Regions from separate parts of the Homo sapiens genome. Here region 1 is linked to region 2. Evidence: read pairs that join two places in POLR2A ChIA-PET (ENCODE). Cell type or tissue: Caco-2. All regions are shown on one strand. Links, peaks and the distances in the headings refer to the core of each region. The heading gives the core; the rest is flanking DNA. Region 1 overlaps SREBF2 (sterol regulatory element binding transcription factor 2). Region 2 overlaps ACO2 (aconitase 2).

Region 1 (8,398 bases), core at 103-8,102, 370 kb before region 2:
AACTCCGTCTCTACTAAAAAAATACAGGGGGAGGAGGGAGGGATAGCATTGGGAGATATACCTAATGCTAGATGACGAGTTAGTGGGTACAGCGCACCAGCACTGCACATGTATACATATGTAACTAACCTGCACATTGTGCACATGTACCCTAAAACTCAAAGTATAATAATAATAAATAAATAAAAATACAAAAAAAAATTAGCTGGGCGTGGTGGCGGGCGCCTGTAGTCCCAGCTACTCGGGAAGCTGAGGCAGGAGAATGCCATGAACCCGGGAGGCGGAGCTTGCACTGAGCCGAGTTTGCGCCACTGCACTCCAGCCTGGGCGACAGAGCGAGACTCCGTCTCAAAAAAAAAAAAATAATAATAATAATGAAAATAAATAAAAGAAACAGACTTTGAGAACAACAATCAAGAAGAAAAACTGAGCAAATTAGTAGTAATAATTTTTAAAAAGTACAGGAATTAACATTTGCTGAGCTCTTACTATGTATCAGCAATTAAACACTTTACACAAATTTCGTTTAATCTCAATGACACTTTGAGGTAGATGCCATTATCATCTCCACTTTACAGGTAAGGAAAATGAGGCACTCAGAGGCTAAGTAACTTGTCTAATGTCACCCAGTCAGCAGGTGGTGGAGCTGGGATTTAAAGTCAAGCTCTTAGCTACCACATAATGCAGATGCTTTGGTTCTATCATCATACGGATATCACCAAAGACAGCCTGACACTGGACAGGTGCTCAGTAAGTGCTTCATTCACGAATGAGTAGAGTGAATGCCCCAAGCTCAGACAGAGAAGGATGTGTCATCCCAGGTCTTTCCTGTATCTCCCAGCTCTTCACCTGCTGCTGCCCTGGCATCATACTGTTCCCTCTTTCACTCTCTTTTAGCAGGAGACTACAAAATTGAGTGAGATGCAGAGTGAGACTCCAAGGAACTGATCCTGCATGACCCTGTTCTGCAAAAGGAGGCCCTCACATTTCACATTTCAGGTGACCCACTGCCAACAAAATCAGGCACAAGCCACTTCACCTGAACTGTCCTCCTCCTGGGGGCAGAGTCTACAAAGCAAGAGATCTCAACCTTTTTCAGCCCTTAAACCATTCAGGCAAAAATGAAAGACCCCAACATCCCACCATCTTACCCTTCCATCCATTACCATGCCCCCAAATCTCCCTAAAACTAAAGAGAAAAAGAATACTTGCAAAGCAGGTTATCAAATCACGCTACAAATACAAACATCCACTCAAATTTGCATACACTATGTACTCTGGGCTGGGAGCTGGAGGATCCTATGTGCCTTGTGTGGAACTCCGCACAGGGCAAAGACTGAAAAGTATTCGTTTTCTTCCCATCTCCCATGCTCACAGAGAAGAAAGAGAAACCTAACCAACTCCATAAACTGCGACAAGGGCAAGAACAGACAAGTGCCTCACAAAGAAAGGGCTGTCAGAGAGCAGAGAAAGGACTGATCCATCCTGGCAGGCAGTGAAAACCGAGCTTAACGGATGAAAAGGGTTTATAAATTAGAGAGAGGGAAGGGTATTCCAGGCAAAGGAAATAGTTTGAGCAAAACCACAGTATCAGGAAATGTCCTGCCAGCTGCTGAAGTAGAGACAGCACGGTGCAAAATGGAGAGATGGAGCTGCCTGTGAAAGGCCTGACTTAATGCTACCATGTATATTTGGCGGCAGAAACTGCTTTTATTTCAGAGGCAAGGAAAGGCACAGAATACATGGTGGGCATTTGCCACTTTTGTTCCATTTGTCCATCATCAGACCCGACCCTCCCATTAGCACCCTGATCTTCCTTTGGAGAATCCCCATTGGGCAGTCCTCATGTGAGGGAAGGTTTCCTGCCAGTCAGCTCTGATTAATGCATCCTCCCACCAGGAGTGCGACCCTTGAGGGAATGACCCAGGAAAGCAGAGACAATATACAGATCATGAAGGCGGAGGAGTACTAAGCAGGAGCCTCCTTGGTTCTGGCCCATTTTCCAAATTGGCTCTCCAGCTTTTCTAGTCACTCCAAGAACCACCCTTCTAACAAATCCTTTTCTGTTCAAGCTAGATAGAAGCGGTTTCTGCTGCTTATCACCAAGAATCCTGACTGATAAAGAACACACTGAAGCAAGGAGGCACCTGACCAAAACCCTGTTTGTGGAAGATAACGAACAGCACAGTTATCAAGAGTGTGGTCTACACAAAACCCAGACACTCGAGCACCAGCACTGGTCAAGCCCTTCAAAATGGCTGTTCACTCAGCCTGGAACACAGCTGCTCTCTCCTTCCACCCCTTTAAGACCTCAGCTTATCCCTGAGAAGGCTCCTCTGATCCTGCCCCCTCCACTAGTTAGGTGTTCCTGTTGGACAACATCCCAGACCTTCCACATTCAGATCTTTGGGGGTATACCCTGGGAGTTCATAGACACATTCAAGTTTGAGAACCTCTGTCCTATGCAGTACTCTGACACACATATTCCTAGAGCATGCCAAATTATTCCCAACTTTGTCTAAATCTATCTAAATAAACACCATGCCTGCTCCTTTACCTTCTAAAATCCTATTTACTCACCCTTCACAATTCAGCCCAAATGCCAAAGTCCTTGTGAAGATTTTTCTAATTCCCTTCCTCAGTCCTCCAAAGATTTAGAGTTGTTCCTCTGTTATAGCCTCTGTTGTATTTTCCCATGTATTATGACTGGATGTTTACATGTTAGCTCCCTGAAAGCAGAGGCCATTTCATTCAACTCTAACAGCTTCTAGCACTGTGCTATGAATACAGTGGATACTCATTCACGTTGAAATGCAGCAAGGATTTTTTAAAAACAACTTTTGACCAGAGAAGGGGCTCCTAGACAGACAGGCTTCCTGAATCAAGGCATCTCCCACCTCATTTTCATAGGACAGCGAAGAATATGGAATCCCACATCAGAAAATCCAAGTTCATTCCCCGTCATCAGCATAGGAAGCATTGGCAAATCATCTAATTTCTCTGTCTCAGTGCCTTCATCTATGTCCATGGAAAATGGGCATAAAAATCAAGCCATGGGCAGGCGCAGTGGCTCACACCTGTAATCGCAGCACTTTGGGAGGCCAAGGCAGGTGGATCACGAGGTAAGGAGTTCAAGACCAGCATGGCCAACATGTTGAAACCTCATCTTTACTAAAAATACAAAAATTAGCCTGGCATAGTGGCACACACCTGTAATCCCAGCTACTCGGGATTACAGGAGACAGGAGAATTGCTTGAACCCAGGAGGCAGAGGTCGCAGTGAGCAGAGATCGTGCCACTGCACCCTAGCCTGGGCGACAGAGCAGGACTCTTGTGGGGGTGGGGGGTGGGGGTGGAAATCAAGCCTCAATTTTATAGCACTTATTAGGAAGACAAATGTATCAGGAGGACTTGGGTAAAGTGTAAGGCCTCACAGGAATGTTAGCACTTGGGAAGAAGCATGATTTCCTTTCACAGCTGTGGGATGGAGGGGGCTTAAGCTGGGCAGACACCAGGTTAGCAAAGCAGTTCCATATCTGGTTCAGCAGCTCGAAATTTCATCACTGTTCCAAACTAGATCCTGAACCCAACAGACCTGTTCCACAGGGCCACGTGGAGGAGCAAGCTTGTAAGGGACATTTAGATACATATCCATTAGCAATTCTCAAGGCCTGAGATATGCAGAAATTTTCTAGTTTGCAAGCCCTTCGATAGTTTAGGATTCATTTCTAAACAAAGTTCCCCAGGGAGCCTTACCTTAAGGCACAGGCTCTGGGATTCTGCTACTCTAAAAAATTCCATCATGTCAACAAAGTTTAACCCTTAATTTTGTGGTCACTTGCACCACACTCTGTGACTGCTCCTCTGTGTCCCACTACCACACCTACAAAAGCCATTTCAAAAGGAAAAAATAAACATTTCCAAACATATTCTAAAAACAGGTCCCCTAGTCCTACATCAATGTGCAAACTGAAGTTCATTCAGTTCCTCATTCATTTTTAAATAGAGCCAAAAGAGGTTAGGTCCTGTCCTCTTCCTTTTTTGTACCTTAGCTACATCATAGGTGCTGCAAGAACTAAGTGAGCTAAGGTACCCAACCCCCACCTTACAGAGGAAATTAAGGCTCAGAAAGTACCCTAGGACCCAGGGGAAGTCACTTTAAGTGTCCAGCATAGAGCAGACATTTTTTCTTAATTTAAAAAATATATATACATATACGTGTGTGTGTGTGTGTGTGTGTGTGTGTGTGTATGTATTTTTTTTTTTTTGAGACAGGGTCTCGCTCTGTTGACGAGGCTGAAGTGCAGTGGTGTGATCTTGACTCACTGTATCTTCAGCCTCTTAGGCTCAAGTGATCCTCCCACCTCAGCCTCCCAAGTAGTTGGGACTACAGGCTGGTGCCACCAAGCCTGGCTAATTTTTGTATTTTTTTTTTTTTTACAGAAATGGGGTCTCACTATGTTGTCCAGGTATGTTGCCCAGGCTAGTCTCAAACTCCTGGGCTCAAGGGATCCTCTCATCTTGGCCTCCCAAAGTGCTAGGATTACAGGTATGAGCTACTGCGCCTGGACAGACACTTCTTGATAAACACATGTTGAATAAATAGCTTCAAAGCACACCACACCACCTGGTATTTGCAACTTAGAAGCCTGCTTACATCAGACAGGGCATGGGACAGAGGAAAAATACATGGGTTCTAAAGTTGCACATGTTGGATTTAGGCCACTGTTCCATCACTTACAAGCTACGTGATCTATGCCTCAGTTTCTTCACCTGCAGCATACCACAGAATTGAAGAAAAGATTGCATGCAAAAACGTATTATGAGACGAATGTAGGTTAAGGCATGGAACGGTGCCTGGCACCCAAGGCCATACACATTCTGTGAGAACAAGGAACTTGTTTATTTGCCAGCACTGAACCTGGAGCCCAGTACAAAACAGGCCTACATAAAGTTTTGAACTGCATAGTGGGTGCTGCCTACACAGTGATTTCAAAACCTGGTGAACGATCAAAAAGTAGAGGTGACTACGGAAACAGTCAATAACTAATAAAGAACAGGATGAGTCACGTTCACTTAGAGAACATCAATGCATCTCAATGTATCTATCTGGGATCAAGATGAAATGGTCTTGTATTCATTATCAAATAAAGTCATGTGTCACTTGACAACAGGATTCATTCTGAGAAATGTGTCATTAGGCAACTGCTTCATTGTGCAAACATCACAGAGTATACTTACACACACCTAGATGGTATGGCAATAGCTCCATTATAATCTTTTTTTTTTTTTTGAGACGGACGTCTCGCTCTGGTGTCCCAGCTAGAATACAGTGGTGCGATTTCAGCTCACTGCAACCTCCACCTCCTGGATTCAAGCGATTCTCCTGCCTCAGCCTCCCACGTAGCTGGGATTACAGGCTCATGCCACCACGCCCGGCTAATTTTTTGTATTTTTTAGTCGAGACAGGGTTTCACCATGTTAGCCAGGATGGTCTTGATCTCCTGACCCCATGATTCACCCGGCTCGGCCTCCCCAAGTGCTGGGATTATAGGCATGAGCCACTGTGACCAGCCCCTCTTATGTTTTACCTAACTGGATTCTTGCGACAACTATGTCGGAGACAGCACCACCCTGGCTTTGATCCAACAATCCCACTTCTGGTAACCGCTCCTGCCTCTAGACTTGCACATGTGTGAAAGGAAGAATTTACAAAGCTATTCGCAGCATTGTTTTTAATAGCAGAAGACTGAAAATACCTTCAGATGTCCATCAAAAAAGGACTGGATGAATAAATTACAGGGCATCATCAAATGGAAAACCATGCAGCAGTGAAAAAGTCTGGGATGATCTATAAGATACATTGGTAAGCAGAAAGGAAAAGGCAAGGCACAGAAGAACAGGGCTTATAGCATGCTAACTTTTTCAGTCAAAAAGGAAAGCAAAGCAAAAACTAAAATCAATATTTGTTATTAGCTTCTTTTGTAATAACAAATACATTTTGAAGCAGGTAAAAGAAACTAAAAATTTAATTACTTGTGAGGGAGCGGTGGGACTACGCAGATAGTGGGTAGGGCCGGGAGCAAGACTTTTCATAGTACCTTTTTATGTATTTTATTTTGATTCATATGAATGTACTATCTTTTAAAAAAATAAAAATATTTCCAAGTTGTAATTCCCAATCACCATAGTAATTTGCAGCACTGGAAATGTTTTTAAAATGAAAGGGCTACAGCTGATAGTGTGTTACCCAGCTGAACTTGAAGACTCCTCTTTGGAAGATACACGCCCATGAACAAACTCCCAAGTGACTTGTTCACAAGTATTCAGAACAGTGCTTATGTTAAGAAAAAACTGCAAATGATGAAAATGTTCAACAGGTACACAGGTGTGCAAGGGTTTGCCTATTCAGATGGATCACATTAGATTATATGGCTATTACACCTCAACTACTTCAACATACAGCAATCCCTATGTGAAAACACTGTGATATGTACGCAGATAAGCAATGTTCAGACGAGAATCCAGAAGGATACGGACAATTTGATATTTGCAAAGTTCTAATTGAATAAAACTGCTTGAGAATTTCCTTTTTTTAATTACAAATTTGAGGAGTGAAATGATCTAGTTGAGAAAGAAGCAAAAATATATATTTTTTAAAATGCCAAAATATGAACTGAATATGAGAGCTACATAAAAGCCTATTCAATGAGAGGCAAGCAGCATTCAAGAACATTAGGCCAAAGGCCTGGGTGTGAATGTGGGGAATGTTTGTCAAGGGCGAGGCCAAATAGACAGAGGAGGGAGGAGAAACCCAAAGGGACTCTAGTGCCGTGATCTGAGCAACCTCCAAAAACATATCCCAGGAAATGTAACTGGATGAGACCAGGAGACAAAAATGGGTGGAAAATAAATAAGCTGTGGACAACAGCAGCTCTTTCAACCCAAACGTTAGCAACCCTCATATATACTCCAGTGTCAAAACATACCTTATGTCTTTAAAAAGGTACAAAAGGGATGAAAAGCAGATCTGTGCTTCATCTCACTGAGCAGTTTTTCCAAAGCATCCCTCCCTGGAGAAATGTGAAGTCAGTTTCCACTCTTCTCCCACCTCCACCTCCTAGGGGTGTGCTGACCACAACCATCCCCAACACTCACTCCTAGCTCAGCCAGTTGGCCACTCCAACTTTCCCAATGGTGTGAACACCCAGACTGAACTTGAGGTGCTTTCCTTCCCTCATTAGACACACCTTTACAGAGTGCCTATTCAGTGCCAGGTACTGCATGCAGGATACTCTGCCAAAGATGAAACTGGGTGTCTGCAGAGAGAAGCAAGCAGAGGCCCAAATCAGTGCCATGGAAAGGCTCAGGTACTGGAAGTTCCTCTGCAGGCTCAGGTGACAAGGAGGCTGATGGCAGGGGGACTGCATGAATTCAGGTATCAGACACAGCTCTCCAGAGCCCCAACAAGTTGGGACAGTGACTGTCGGCCCAGTCACATCAAGGCACGTTGTCATGGAATTCAGAACATAAAGACAGGATCCCAAAAGCTTCCAGAGAAGAAAACAGGTCACACAAAGGATCAAGAATGGAAATGGCATCAGATTTCTCTACTAGAAGCAAGAAGATAATCAGACAATGCCTTCAAAATTCTGACATAAAACTCTGTCCAACCTAAAATTCTAAACTCAGCCAAACTACCAAAGTGGAATGAGGTTGGTAGAAAGATGTTTTTAGACAGGCAAGGCCTCGAAGAGTTACCTAAATGTACTCTTTCTCAGGAAGCCACTGGAGGATGTGCTCCACTAAAATAAGTGAGTAAAAATCAAGAACTGGGAAAGAAGAGCTTCAACATTGCCCCCAAGGGTGATGGTTAGGGGTTGTCCCAAGATAAGTGAAGGGAGAGCAGACCTAAACCATAGCCATCAGATGGGACAGGAAAGAAAGGAACTGACCACCACATTGCAAGTTTCTGTCACAAGATTTAGGGCAAATTAGTTACAGGAACATAGAAACTAAGCATGTGGGCCGGGCGCGGTGGCTCACGTCTGTAATCCCAGCACTTTGGGAGACCGAGTCGGGTGGATCACAAGGACAGGAGTTCAAGACCAGCCTGGCCAAGATGGTGAAACCCCGTCTCTACTAAAAATACAAAAAATTAGCTGGGTGTGGAGGTGGGTGCCTATAATCCCAGCTACTTGGGAGGCTGAGGCAGAGAACTGCCTGAACCCAGGAGGCAGAGGCTGCAGTGAGCTGAGACCGCGCCACTGCACTTCAGCCTGGGCGACAGAGTGAGACTCCGTCTCAAAAAAAAAAAAAAAAAAAAAGAAACTAAGCATGTGAATAAATGGGACTATTTATTATAAGCTCTTGGAAAACATAAACAACAAAAAATGTA
Region 2 (8,238 bases), core at 1-8,000:
GAAACGGTTTGGCTGACTGGTAAAAAGCCTGGGTTCTGCAGTCAAATCTGCATCCATGTGCTAGCTGTGACCTCAGAGGAGCTATTTAACCTCTCTGGGACTCAGTTTCATCACTGTGAAACAGGCTACTCATATGTACTTCTTAGGGTTGTTGTGAAGGACAAATGAGGCAATATTTGTAAAACAAGACCTAGTTCTGTGACTGGCACAGAGGGCCTGATTGCTCAACAGATGGTGGGTAATGCGTTTCTCCGCTCCTCCAGGCCTGGATGGGCATCTGTCATTGTCTGTGGGCGGACCAAACACACCACCACTACATCCATGTTCCAGGACGGGTGGCTGAGGCTGTACTTAGTCCCACCCAGCAAATTCCCCCACCTACTCCTTGCTTCAGTACCGTGTATTATAGCTATTTAGATGACTTCTCCCTCACCACCCTAAAAGCTCTTCCACAGACAGGGCCCTTGTCTTAGAGCTCTGTGAACACACTCATGACACAGTGAGTGCTTATAAATACCACAACCACAGATGCCCTGCAGAAGGTCAAGGAGCCCGGCTACAAGGAACTAAAGAAGTGTGGCATACAAGAAAATTAACCAGGTGTGGTGGCGCATGCCTCTGGTCCCAGCTACTTGGGAGGCTGAGGCAGGAGAATTGCTTGAGCCCCAGAGGCAAAGGTTGCAGTGAGCAGAGATCGTGTCACTCACTGCACTCCAGCTTGGGCTACAGAGTGAGACTCCTTCTCAAAAAAAAAAAAAAAAAAAAGAAGATATGTGGCAGGGACAGGGCGGGGGTTTTAAAGGAACTCTAGATACCTCTTTGGTAAGTCCCACAAATGCCCACAGAATTAAAGCTCCCAATCAGAAACCATCTCAATCTCTCCAGGGGGAAAGCAGAAATACTCACCAGGCCTCAATTCACCAAGGGCCTAGACTTGAATATTTCATGATAAAAATAAATACTGCAAATATAACTCTAAAGCTCACTTCCCCAATGTTGTCCTTAGAGAATTAAAAAACTAAACCAAAAGATTCATTTCTACCTCTTCCCCCAACTCTTTTAAAACAGTATTGAAAGGGTTTTCTTGGCCAGGCGCAGTGGCTCACGCCTGTAATCTCAATATTTTGGGAAGCTGGGGCAGCTGGACCACTTGAGGTCAGGAGTTGGAGACCAGCTTTGCCAACAGGGTGAGACCCTGTCTCTACTAAAACAAAAAATACAAAAATTAGCTGGGCATGGTGGTGCGTGCCTGTGATCCCAGCTACTTGGGAGGCTGGGGCAAAAGAACTGCTTGAACCCAGGAGGTGGAGGTTGCAGTGAGATCATGCCACTGCATCCAGACTGAGCAACAGAGCGAGACTCTATCTTGAAAAAAAGGTTTCCTTGAACAACTACCACTTACCTGCTATCTGGGGAGATGATGGGAGGAACAAGCAATTTTCACAACTGGTTTGGTTTTTTTTTTGAGACAGAGTCTCGCTCTGTTGCCCAGGCTGGAGTGCAGCAGCGTGATCTCGGCTCACTGCATCCTCTGCTTCCTGAGTTCAAGCGATTCTTCTGCCTCAGCCTCCCAAGTAGCTGGGACTACAGGCGCACACCACCATGCCCGGCTCATATCTGTATTTTTAGTAGAGACGGGGTTTCACTACATTGGCCACACTGTTCTCAAACTCCTGACCTCGTGATCCACCCATCTCGGCCTCCCAAAGTGCTGGGATTACAGGCGTGAGCCACTGTGCCCGGCCACAACTGGTCTTTTTTAAACGTATGAGCTAAGGATAAAGGCTGGGGTGATGGATGCCGCGGGCCATCTGCAGGGGCTGGAGACAGAAATGAATATTCACCAAGTGCCTCTACCCTGCACTGGATTTGCCCCAAGTACTTTATCCACACAATCCCACGACTACCCTGTGAGGCAGAAGGCATTGTGCCCATTTAATGGATGAGGAAACTGAAGCTCTGGAATGCTAACTGTTTTGCCCAGGGTCACGCAGCAAGGTGGAATTCCAGGCCTGGCTCCAAAGCTGGTGCCCCTTCCTCTGGCCCAGGTGCTGCAGAATAAAACTAAAGAGGTCGGGTGCGGTGGCTCACGCCTGTAATCCCAGCACTTTGGGAGGCCGAGGCAGGTGGATCACAAGGTCAGGAGATTGAGACCATCCTGGCTAACACCGTGAAACCCCATCTCTACTAAAAAAAAAAATACAAAAAATTAGCTGGGCGTGGTGGCGGGTGCCTGTAGTCCCAGCTACGCAGGAGGCTGAGGCAGGAGAATGGCGTGAACCCGGGAGGCGGAGCTTGAACTGAGTGGAGATCGCGCCACTGCACTCCAGCCTGGGAGACAGAGCCAGACTCCGTCTCAAAAAAATAAATAAATAAATAAATAAATAAATAAATAAATAATATGGAAACCATTCTCCCTACCTTTAATTTACTTGGGAGGCTGAGGCAGGAGACTCGCTTGAACCTGATTCTCCTGCCTCAGTCTCCCAAGTAAATGGGATTACAGGTACACGCCACCATGCCCAGTTAATTTTTTGTATTTTAGTAGAGACAGAGTTTCACCATGTTGGCCAGGCTGGTCTTGAACTCCTGACCCCAAGTGATCCACCCACCTCGGCCTCCCAAAGTCCTGGGATTACAGCCGTGAGCTACCATGCCTGGCCCATTCTCCCTACCTTTCAAGACTTCCAAAATGAAGATATTCTACAAGGGGAAAATCTGTCCCTACTCTCAATCTTAGAAATGGCCTATTCCTAAAATAATATCAGAAACTATTTGCAGTGTGTGTGTTTTTTTGTTTTTTTGTTTTGTTTTGTTTTTGAGACAGAGTCTCGCTCTGTTGCCCAAGCTGGAGTACAGTGGCGCAATCTCGGCTCATTGCAAGCTCTGCCTCCCAGGTTCAAGCGATTCTCGTACCTCAGCCTCCCGAGTAGCTGGGTCTACAGGCGACCACCCACACACCCAGCTAATTTTTTTCTATTTTTAGTAGAGATGGAGTTTCACCATGTTGGTCAGGCTGGTCTCAAACTCCTGACCTCAGGTGATCTGCCTGCCTTGGCCTCCCAAAATGCTGGGATTACAGGTGTGAGCCACTGCGTCTGGCCTTTTTTTTTTTTTTTTTTAAGACAGAGTTTCATTCTTGTTGCCCAGGCTGGAGTGCAATGGCACAATCTTAACTCAGTACAACCTCCGCCTCCCAGGTTCAAACGATTCTCCTGTCTTAGCCCACAAAGTAACTGAGATTACAGGCATGCGCCACCACACCTGACTAATTTTGTATTTTAAGTACAGACGGGGTTTCACCATGTTGGTCAGGCTGGTCTTGAGCTCCTGACCTCAGGTGATCCACCTGCCTTGGGCTCCCAAAGTGCTGGGATTACAGGCATGAGGCACCACACCCGGCTCACAATGCTTTATAACACATCAAACAGAGTCAAAACAACTTTTCAAATATTAGGCCTTCAGAACCCTTCTTAACTGAAGGGTAGTTATTAATTACACTGTTTTGCAGATGTGTAACTAACTGCAGGACCACAGAGAGTTGAGACTTTGCCCGAAGCTACCCAGTAAGCCAGTGGCAGAAGTCTCCTAAGGCTCCTGAGGGTCCATCTGCTGCTTTTTTTTTTTTTTTTGAGACAGAGTTTCACCCTGTTGCCCAGGCTGGAGTGCAGTGGCGCGATCTCGGCTCACTGCAACCTCCACCTCCTGGGTTCAGCTGATTCTCCTGCCTCAGCCTCCTGAGTAGCTGGGATCACAGGCATGCGCCACCACGACTGGCTAATTTTTTTTTTGTATTTTTAGTAAAGATGGGGTTTCACCATATTGGCCAGGCTGGTCTCGAACTCCTGAGCTTGTGATCCACCCACCTCAGCCTCCCAAAGTGCTGGGATTACAGGCGTGAGCCACCACGTCCGGCCCATTTGCTGCTTTTTAAAGGCTACAAGAAGTCTCTCTACAATACCTTCCTTCCTTCATGCTGAGAGGCCCAGAGCCCACCACTGCCTTCCAAACCAGGTGCTGGGAAAACGAGGCAAGTCAAAGAAAGCTGGAGCCAAGGAAGACTCAACACTCTCTTCCCACTAGCCAGGCACAGTGGCTCGCGCCTATAATCCCAGCACTTTGGGAGCTCAGGAGTTCAAGACCAGCTTGGGTGACATGGCAAGATCCCCATCTCCACAAAAAATAAAAAATTAGTTGGGCATGGTGCCACATGCCTCTAGTCCCAGCTACTAGGGAGGCTGGGGTGGGAGGACTGCTTGAGCCCAGGAGGTCAAGGCTGCAGTGAGCTATAATTACACCACTGCACTCCAGCCTGGCTGACAGAATGAGGCCCTATCTCAAAAAAAAAAAAAAAAAAAAAGGAAAAAACAATTTTTTTTTTTTTATAAAAAAGGTAAGCATTTACAAGATGGCCCTCTTGGACACACACCAGGTTTCACAATAAGACCAGATAGGACAGAGTCCACATGAGACAATATGCTCATACTCGACTCAAGTGAGGGCCCCTGGGTAAGACACTTGACGTCATCTGGCTTTCTCACCTGTGAAATAAAGTACTTGAGAACTGATGAAAGAATCAAAAATTTATCAATGAGATTCTGCCCTTAGCTAATTTTTATAAGTACTGTGCAGGCCGGGTGCAGTGGCTCACGCCTGTAATCCCAGCACTTTGGGAGGCCGAGGCAGGCAGATCATGAGGTCAGGAGATCGAGACCATCCCGGCTAATAGTGAAACCCTGTCTCTACTAAAAATACAAAAAAAAATTAGCCAGGCATGGTAGCGGGCGCCTGTAGTTCCAGCTACTCAGGAGGCTGAGGCAGGAGAATGGCGTGAACCTGGGAGGCGGAGCTTGCAGTGAGCCAAGATCGCGCCACTGCACTCCAGCCTGGGTGACAGAGTGAGACTCCGTCTCAAAAAAAAAAAAAAAAAAAAAAAAGGCTAGGCGCAGTGGCTCACGCCTGTAATCCCAGCACTTTGGGAGGCAGAGGCGGGCGGATCATGAGGTCAGGAGATTGAGACCATCCTGGCTAACACGTGAAACCCGTCTCTACTAAAAACACACAAAAAATTAGCCAGACGTGGTGGCAGGCGCCTGTAGTCCCAGCAACTCGGGAGGCTGAGGCAGGAGAATGGCATGAACCCAGGAAGCAGAGCTTGCAGTGAGCCGAGATCGCGCCACTGCACCCCAGCCTGGGTGACAGAGCGAGACCCTGTCTCAAAAAAAAAAAAAAAAAAAAAATGACTGCAAACACACGACCACTGAATTCAATCAAGCTCACCCATCCCTCAGTTACTAAGACCCCAAACCCAGGAGTCACCCTTATTCTCTATCCCTCCCATGCGCCAACCCATCTGCCTCCAAATATATCCCAATTTTGAATACATCTCATTATCTCCACCCCCCAGATCCCTAGTCCCAGACTCCTCTGCCATTCCTGGGATGACTCCAACAGTCCCCCACTGGTCTCCCTGCCTCCTCCTTTTGACCCTCTATGGTCCATCATGCACGCAGCAGCCCAGATGATCAGATCACATCACTCCCTGGCTTAAAATCTCCCAGTTTTCACTACACTTGGATTTCCTTACCGAAGCCTGCCTGACCCTAGCCCCAGCCTCTTGTTCAGACCTTTCGCTCCTCAGGACACTGTAGCAACACTGGCCTTAGCTCTTATCCTCAACACACTCAGCTCATACCTAGGTGGGTGCTCTGCACATGCTCCTTCTATTTGAAGTCTCCTCCAAAAATGGTAAACAGCTGCGTTCGTATCATTTAAGTCCCAGTTCAGATGTCACCTCTTCTACGAGGTCTTCCCCAAACACCCCAGTTAAAAATGCCATGTTCCCACCCCTATTCTCTCTACCTTATCTTCCCCACAACACTCAGTAATACAATATTCTTATTTTTCTACGTAATTTCCCCAGGACAACAATTTAAGCCCCACTATTCTTGTTCACTACTGCACCCCCAGTGTCTAGAACAATGCTAGGCAGTGCTAGACATTAAGCTTTTTCTTTCTTTTTCTTGAGACAGAGTTTCACTCTTGTTGCCCAGGCTGGAGTGTAATGGCGTGATCTCGGTTCACTGCAACCTCCACCTCCTGGGTTCAAGTGATTCTCCTGCCTCAGCCTCCCGAGTGGCTGGGATTACAGGCATGTGCCACCACACCCGGCTTATTTTGTGTTTTTATTAGCTATTGGGTTTCACCATGTTGGCCAGGCTGGTCTTGAATTTCTGATCTCAGGTGATGCATCTGCCTTGGCCTCCCAATGTGCTGGAATTACAGGCGTGAGCCACCGAGCCCAGCCAAAGCTTTCAAAGAACACTGTGAAGCAGTTGGTTTGAAAGGTAATGCTGTGCTCCCTTAATCCTCAGGATGGTGTGTCTGTTCCCTCTGTCCACATCTAAGATGGAAGCTTATTTACCAATTCATTCACTCAATTCTAATAACAACTGATATCTGCGAAGGTTATCACAGTGACCATACAACCAGAATCATCTGTTTCACAATTCAAACCAAGATTTTATTTTAACATGGCACAGAGTTTCTGCCAAATATTTTTGTAGTTAACTGCCATCACAAATTTATATGCAAGAGGTTACATGACTTCCCCCAAGGTCACATGAAACCTCAGCACCCCAGTTATCTCAAGGCAAAACCAAACACCTAATAAACATACTTGCAACTGCTCAGCCCCTCTTGTGTACTACTCAGTCATATGCACAAAAATAAATGCTAAAAACCAGAGAATAAATGTGGTTTTTCAAAAATCTCACCTCCTTAGCTGGTTGCAGTGGCTCACGCTTGTAATCTCAGCACTTTGGGAAGCCAAGCCAGGATTGCTTGAGCCCAGGAATTTGAGACTAGCCTGGGCAACATAGCGAGACCCCCATTTCTTTAAAAAAACAAAACAAAATAAAACAAAACCCACGTTCTATTTTCTTATTTCTAATCTTACTACCTGGTAGCAGGTACTGTCAAACGAGAGTACACATTCAACTTGGCACTGTTCTGAGGTTATGGTGCCCTGATCCACAGGCTGAGCTCGATGCCAAAGGGAAGCAGCATAGTGCCAGTTGCTAAGCCCTCAGGCTTCGGAATCAGACATGTCCAGATTCAAACCATACCTACTAACAACTACTGATAAAGCCCCAGGCAATTTTTTTTTTTTTTTTTTGAGACGGAGTCTCACTCTGTCACCCAGGCTGTAGTGCAGTGGCGCGATCTCGGCTTACTGCAACTTCCGCCTCCTGGGTTCAAGGGATTCTTCTGCCTCAGCCTCCCGAGTAGCTGGGACTACAGGCGCCTGCCACCACACCCAGCTAATTTTTGTGTTTTTAGTAGAGATGGGGTTTCACCATATTGGCCAGGCTGGTCTCGAACTCCTGACCTTGTGATCCACCTGCCTTGGCCTCCCAAAGTGCTGGGATTACAGGCGTGAGACACTGCACCCTGCCACAAATTTATTTAGCAATTATATAGCCCTTATTAAGTACCAGGCAGGGTTCTAAATACTTTACAACTATTACATGATTGAAACAGACATACTATTATTATTGTATCTAAAGGCAAGGAAACAGGTGCAGAGAGGTTGAGTAACTTACCCAAAACACAGCTACATGAGTGTTAGAGTCATTACGGTATTCAAATCTAGGCTGCCTGATGCCAGAGTCCATGCTCTCAACCATAACACTATGTTTGCTCTCTAATCCTGTTTCTTCATCTATAAATCAGGCTAATAGGCCTGCCTCATCTCACAGAGTCATGTGAAATTAGTCATACACAGTAAGATAAATGTTAGGTACTCTTAGTGCTGGGAGTAACACCCATCATTCTATTATCTACCTTCACCTTTGGTCCAGCCAAGGAAAGAAAAATACTATATTTGGCTGAGAAAGATCTCCAAGGCCCTCTGCAGTCAGGTACATTAGAATACAGTGGAAGCTCCACGAGAACAGGGACTGTCTTTGCTTACCACGGTATCCAGAACAAGCATTGGGCGCTCAGTAAATATATGGTGAATGAGGTAGGAATGAATTGACTACAGGCATAGGGTTTTGCATACATGACTATTAAGGTAGTAACCATCACTTCTCAAATGTATCTAAGCACAAAAGGGGTAAATATACAAGCTTCTCAGAGAAACCGTGTTAGTTGGTTATTTGAGACAGCCTGGTTATTGGGAGGCAGTGTGCAAACTGCATAATATTGTTCATTCATCTTAGCTGAAGGAACAAA

What was found. Peaks named below come from ENCODE experiments on the same cell type or tissue, not always from the same donor. Only the 100,000 strongest peaks of a DNase experiment are listed, where the experiment ranks them.
Region 1: POLR2A ChIA-PET joins it to region 2 with 16 read pairs; 2 of 35 experiments call an interaction of 5 or more read pairs at or near these places.

What each region holds. Positions count from the first base shown.
Region 1 is chr22:41,839,886-41,848,283 of GRCh38, reverse strand. The region is part of intron 1 of SREBF2 (sterol regulatory element binding transcription factor 2); the gene reads right to left. Among named protein-coding and RNA genes, the nearest start is that of SREBF2-AS1, 9.4 kb to the right of the region's middle. RefSeq lists an enhancer at 1,020-1,820. In Caco-2, for the core only: no CTCF peak of the experiment used is centred there; DNase peaks (open chromatin) are centred at 2,183, 3,573 and 6,783.
Region 2 is chr22:41,471,292-41,479,529 of GRCh38, reverse strand. All of the region lies in intron 1 of ACO2 (aconitase 2), which reads right to left. Among named protein-coding and RNA genes, the nearest start is that of ACO2, 6.3 kb to the right of the region's middle. RefSeq lists a silencer at 3,139-3,248. In Caco-2, for the core only: no CTCF peak of the experiment used is centred there; no DNase peak of the experiment used is centred there.